Regions from separate parts of the Mus musculus genome. Here region 2 is linked to region 1. Evidence: chromatin loops called from intact Hi-C (ENCODE). Cell type or tissue: heart. All regions are shown on one strand. Links, peaks and the distances in the headings refer to the core of each region. The heading gives the core; the rest is flanking DNA. Region 1 has its middle 9.0 kb from the start of Ahrr. Region 2 holds the start of Exoc3 (exocyst complex component 3).

The links. A loop is a pair of places that touch in the nucleus more often than their neighbours do. Peaks named below come from ENCODE experiments on the same cell type or tissue, not always from the same donor. Only the 100,000 strongest peaks of a DNase experiment are listed, where the experiment ranks them.
Region 2: it touches region 1 in a loop (2.4-fold over the local background); 31 of 42 quality-filtered maps call a loop at or near these places.

What each region holds. Positions count from the first base shown.
Region 1 is chr13:74,299,901-74,302,812 of GRCm38, reverse strand. No RefSeq gene overlaps it. Among named protein-coding and RNA genes, the nearest start is that of Ahrr, 9.0 kb to the right of the region's middle. In heart, for the core only: a CTCF peak has its summit at 1,425 (motif pointing right); a DNase peak (open chromatin) is centred at 1,402.
Region 2 is chr13:74,207,180-74,210,091 of GRCm38, reverse strand. It overlaps Exoc3 (exocyst complex component 3), which reads left to right and starts at 1,392. Exons shown (of 13, transcript NM_177333.4): 1 at 1,392-1,434. In heart, for the core only: no CTCF peak of the experiment used is centred there; a DNase peak (open chromatin) is centred at 1,401; H3K4me3 peaks cover 2,204 bases; H3K27ac peaks cover 1,507 bases.

The DNA.
Region 1 (2,912 bases), core at 170-2,669:
GAAGAAGTAGGTTATGCTTTAGGAGGGAGGGACAGGGTACGAAGACAACTGGGTAGGTGTCAAGGATGAGAAACAGATCCGTTAAGGTCCCCTCTGGCCAAGGATGCCACTGAGGCTTTGTTTCCTGTGGTTTCTAGTTTGTGGGATCAGGGAAGGTGCTATATTCTGTGGTGGCAGAGTTAACCTTGTGACCCCTTTATGGGCGTCTCTGGGTGTGCTCCATGGCTCCATCCCTGTCAGTCATCTACCAGACATCGGCCCACACTAGCAGATGACCCTAGTCCAGTGAGGCCAACCAATAAACAATGAAGTTCCTAAGTTCAATGGTAAATGATAACTCCATTTGTGTAGAGGCTACCTGGACCCCTCCATTTATAGCCACTCTTCACCTCTGCTTCATCCCCGTCCTATCCAGCCTCAGTCTGCAGGACTGCCATGTTTGTCCTTCCTGTGCTCACATACATGTCTATACATACATGTACCAAATATGAGTCTCATTGCACATTGAGCCTTCTAATGGCACACCTTAGTACCTGTGCTGTAGTCTTGAATACTACGTCACACTTGTACTATGTTCCTGGGCGGGAGAGATGGCTCAGCGGTTAAGAGCACTTACTGCTATTGCAAAGGGCCTGAGTTCAATTTGCAGCAACCACACGGTGACTCAAAACCATCTGTAATGGGATCTTCTGGTGTGTCTGAAGACAGGTACAGTGTACTCATATACATAAAATAAATCTTTTTTTAAAAAAGGTACCTGCACCAGCAATACGTCTTAGAACCTGCTCCATAGTCCTGAGTACCCCAACACCACACTATTGGTTGAGTACCTGCACTGGATGTATGAGGACCCACCCTGCACACCTGAGGGGACATAGCCACTACATGCCTGAGAACTGACACTGCCGACCTGGGTACCTGCTCATCTGCACTTCACCTAAGAGTGAAGTGACTTGATTGTACATGTGTGAGCTTGTACTACACTCCTGGGAGTGTGCCACACCCAAGAATGAAGTACCTGTGCCACATATCTGGGTGTGGCCGTGCCATAACCCTGAGTGGAGTACATTCCAGAGCCCAGTGCTGTTACTAGGAAGGCCTCGGCTTGGATGACCTGAACTCGGTGTGATTTGGTTGGGCTGCTTCAGAAACGGAAAATGTCCTGGAGTCAGGGTTCCTACTGAGGGAGGCAGAGTGATACGGTGGGCTGAAGGCCGTTTGTGGAGTGGGGACTTTCTTGTTCTCTCAAAGGGGAGGAGGTGGCTCATGGGGTGTAGAACAGTGCCCACCTTAAGAGAAGCGGTGCTTTGAGCCTCCAGTACACCAAACTGCCCAGAACAGCCCCTGCCCTTTAGTAGAGAAAGCTAGGAAGCCTGCCTTGGGAAAACCATTGAGCAGAATGTTTATAGGCTGTGCTCAGCCTGGCCACACGAGGGCAGTGCAATCACATCAGAAACAGTCTCTGCCCATCCTCTCAGGGCATTTGCAGAAACCATAGAAGGCCTAGGGGTTGGCTAAAGGGAAGGGTGGGTGTCTGGAGAGAGTTTCTTGTAGTTTGTGTCCTTTGCTGTTTCCTTTTTGTTGTTCATTCAGATCTGGTTGTTAGTATGTAGTGAATAGATAGCCAATTAGGAAAGTATGATAGAGGAGCTGGCCATGGTGTGAACAATGCCCTGTTAAGAAGGCAGCCATAGGAAGGAGAGACCAGGATATCCACCCTCCCCCAAGCTGACTCGTCATATAAACAGTATACACATGATTAAATGCTTCACAGCTTTGTGTGGTAAGAAACTGGTTGAGACCCTGAAGGTGTCACTCAGATACAAACTTCAGAGAATCCTACATGAAAAAAAAAAATGGTTAAGGTTGTCTATCCCTCCAGATGACAGAGACAAGAAGATCTTGGCGCTTCAACTATAGCCATTTTTACTAACAGTAGGAAGTGTGTCTTTCCCTCCCCTCTACTCTATTATATGGATGAGGTATACCGTCATGTTCCCAAGTACAAACTGGCTCCTGGTCCGTGTCCTGCAAGAAGAAATTTCTTTTAAATGCTTCACCCATGACCTCTGGAAAGTTACGTGTTGTGTTCCTTCCCTCCCAGCAGTTCACTAACAGACCCCCTTGTTCTGTCAGTGACCGTCTGTTCTCCCTCAAGCAATGCTGTCTCCACTTTCTTGAGACGATTCTGATGGCGCTTTACCTTGAGGTTAGGGAGAGAGAGGCCTCTGGGAGTAAAGTGTAGGCTCTGCAAGCACTAGGACCTGAATTTGGATCCCCAACATCCACATAAAAAGCTGTATGTGGTGATGCAGGACTCCTTTTTTTTTTTTTTTTTTTTTAGCTTTTTTTAAAATTAGGTATTTTCCTCGTTTACATTTTCAATGCTATCCCAAAGGTCCCCCATACCCAACCCCCCCAATCCCCTACCCACCCACTCCCCCTTTTTGGCCCTGGCATTCCCCTGTACTGGGGCATATAAAGTCTGCAAGTCCAATGGGCCTCTCTTTGCAGTGATGGCCAACTAGGCCATCTTTTGATACATATGCAGCTAGAGACAAGAGCTCCGGGGTACTGGTTAGTTCATATTGTTGGTCCACCTATAGGGTTGCAGTTCCCATTAGCTCCTTGGGTAATTTCTCTAGCTCCTCCATTGGGGGCCGTGTGACCCATCCATTAGCTGACTGTGAGCATCCACTTCTGTGTTTGCTAGGCCCCGGCATAGTCTCACAAGAGAGAGCTATATCTGGGTCCTTTCAGCAAAATCTTGCTAGTGTATGCAATGGTGTCAGCATTTGGAAGCTGGTTATGGGATGGATCCCTGCATATGGCAATCACTAGAGATGCAGGACTCCTAATGTTGAAAAAATCAGGAAGATCCCTGAGGCTCACTGAGCATCAAGTCAAGCCAA
Region 2 (2,912 bases), core at 104-2,603, 93 kb after region 1:
CTTTGGGGCTACTCTCCCTGCTTCAGGGCTGCAGAACCTTTAGTCACTGCTTCATTTTTTTTTTTCTTTCCCTACTTTGGCTCTGGTCATTCCTAGGCCTACCTATGAACTTACTTGTACACTCAAAAGTATCCTGAGCTTTGTCACTCTGTGGCTTACCAAAAACAAAAGCTGAGATTCTTATTTTATTTATTTAATTGAAAGGAAACAAGCTGAGTCATCTACTGAAGCAGTTCACATCTAACTAGGCTAGTTAACTGAATTCGTTAGGGAGCACCATGACTAAACACTCCACTATATAGTGGGCAGCAGGAGATTAGGGTTGGATATAAGGTAACTAAGGAAAACCGCAGCTTTGTCTTGGTAGCTGTGCCTCCCCACTTTGCAGTTAAACATTCATGAAGCTGAAATTTCTCCTGTTTTGTCATAAACTAAGGGGTCAGGGCACTTTCCCAGTTGCAACCCCTACACTAAGGGAGGGTCTGCATCTTTAAAAGACTGACTTCATCATATAATTTGCATTGTGGTTATGACAGGTTACCTATACTGTTCTTTCATTTACTGAAGATTTACCCCATCATCCATTGGCTTGGGAGAGCCAGACTTTGTAGTGATGTTATGGATAGGCACACAACTCAACAAATGTATGCAGAAAAGGTGAAAAAAAAAAAACACAACCAAACCTGTCAGGGTAGGGTTGTCATACCTGATGGGTGAGTGGAAGAACCTAAACCCCGCCAAAATTTACTAAAAGTTCGTAACAGTGTGGGGAAATCTCTGTATCTGCAGAGGTAGAACAAAGTTTCTGGCTGTTCTAGGTACCGGGGCGACTCGATGCTTCACTGCTTCCTTCAGCTGGAGTAATTCCACCAGCTGCTGTTTTGCTCGTGGTTTTGTTTTCTTCGCCGCTTCTACGTGCTACGCGAGCAGCTATCAGCAGGCAGCCCACTCTCTGTGGCACTGTCCTGAATACTTGAAATCTACTTGCTGTCAGAAACCTCTGGGGGATGAGGGCGAGGACAGCAAGAAGAAACAAATATACGAAATATAAGTAGTGGAATCTTGAATACAAGACACAGTAAAGATATGGAGAGGTGTGGAGAGACTAAGGTAGCTAAGGGGAGGAACTGAGCAAGGGCAAACCTAAGTGGTTAATCCGGAGAGAAAGGGTGGGTACAATAGGTGCTACTTAAAATAAGAGGGTCGGGAGAGCGCCAAACGTCAGACGGCGGAGCCAGGCCTGAATCTGTAATCCCTGATCCTGAGTCTGTGTCACCAGAAGCACAAGTTTCCTAAGAGTCTACAGAAAGATCGCCCGTACAGCGCCTTCAAGGTTACCCAGAGCCCATCCTTCCGCCCAGACGCCGGAAACGGAAGTGACCGCGTTGCACACTTCCGGTCCGGCTCCGGGAGGTGGCAGCGGCGTTGCGGACGGTGAGGAAGCTCTGCTCTGACAGCCTTGGGTGCCTGTGCGGTGGGCGGGGCGCTGGGCCCTCGACTGTGGCACAGTGTACCCCTTAGTGGGTTTGTCCTTGGCGAGGGACAGCATCGGCCGACGTTTCTGGCGGGATGCGACACCCTCTAGTGCGGGTCCCTGGGCGGGTTTGGGTTTGTCCTCGGTGTGCGTCCCTCCCATCTCCTTGGTCGGGGCTGCTTCTACCCTCAGAGTTCCCTTTTGCCCCAGAGGCCGGAAATCTGACAGTCCTCAAGCTGCCATTGGAAGCAGATTTGGTGGCGATCCAGTACAGTTTTTTTAGTTTTTGATTCTCTGTGTTCAGGTTTATGAGTGGACTCTTTCTTGCAAAGCTTTTTTGGTTTTGGGTCAGCTTTCCTTTTGCATCTGGCTTGTAACACTGCCACAGGAGTGCCTTTCACCTGTCAGCTGGAGTGGGGGACTCCATGCCAGAGGGATGGTTTGGTATTATGTTTAATACCTAGTCCTGTAAATAGAATTATACAAGTTTTAATGTTTTGGGAATGCTGAAGATAACATGTCAAACTAAAGCAAAAGAAAAAAAAAAAAGCCCGCAGTGAATCAGTCCTGTTAGAAGTGGTTGTGGAATCCTCTTTCTGTGGCCTGCTCAGATTTCCTGTCTGGGTACGAGTAATTTTATAGTCAGAAGATGAAGATGGTGTTTGCAATGCTGTTCCACTTGAATGAAAATGCAAAGAGAGAAATACACAGGGAGAAGCTACATAACTGGAAATGTACAATGGATTTTAGTGGTTTTCTGAGACTACTTGGGAATAGAGTGAAAGATTCCAGAAGGTAGGTCTTTATCACATCTGTGGCTGTTGAGTAGCTGAAATTAAAGGAAACAGTGTTATTAATTCCCTCATTTGCTGGATAGTCAGCAAATAGCCATTGTAGGTCCATGACTTGGATAGTATTAGATATTAGACTAAAGGGTGATTGACCGGGTACATTTGTGCTTAGGGGAAACAAGCTACTCAAGTAAGGACAATAAATTACCTTTTGCTGTCTTATCTTTGTTTTTAGAAGTGTTCAAAAGTAAGAAGTGGTATCTTGGCCACCCAGAGCAATGGTAAGGGAGTATAAGACTCGTGTTTGCCCACTGGGCTGCTGCTGAAGTGTAGGTAATAGTTGTTGCCTTCCAGTGACTAACTACCCCATGGACTTGGGCAGCACTAGGGTGAGCTCCAGAAATGAAAAGCTGATCTTTTATAGGGCTAAGAATTGTGTTAGAGCTGCCTTTGACATAGTCTTAAGTCCCTGTATAAATACTCTCTGTGTGACTGTCTTACGCCTGTGAGATATCCCTGCTTCTCTCTGTTAAGGTAAAATCTTCTTAGCAATTGAATTCTAAGGATTTGCAGTTTTGTTAAGGAGTTTATGACCCAAGTTCAGCTTTCATTTCTAGTTTGCTAATTTAAATGCCATAGAAATTCTC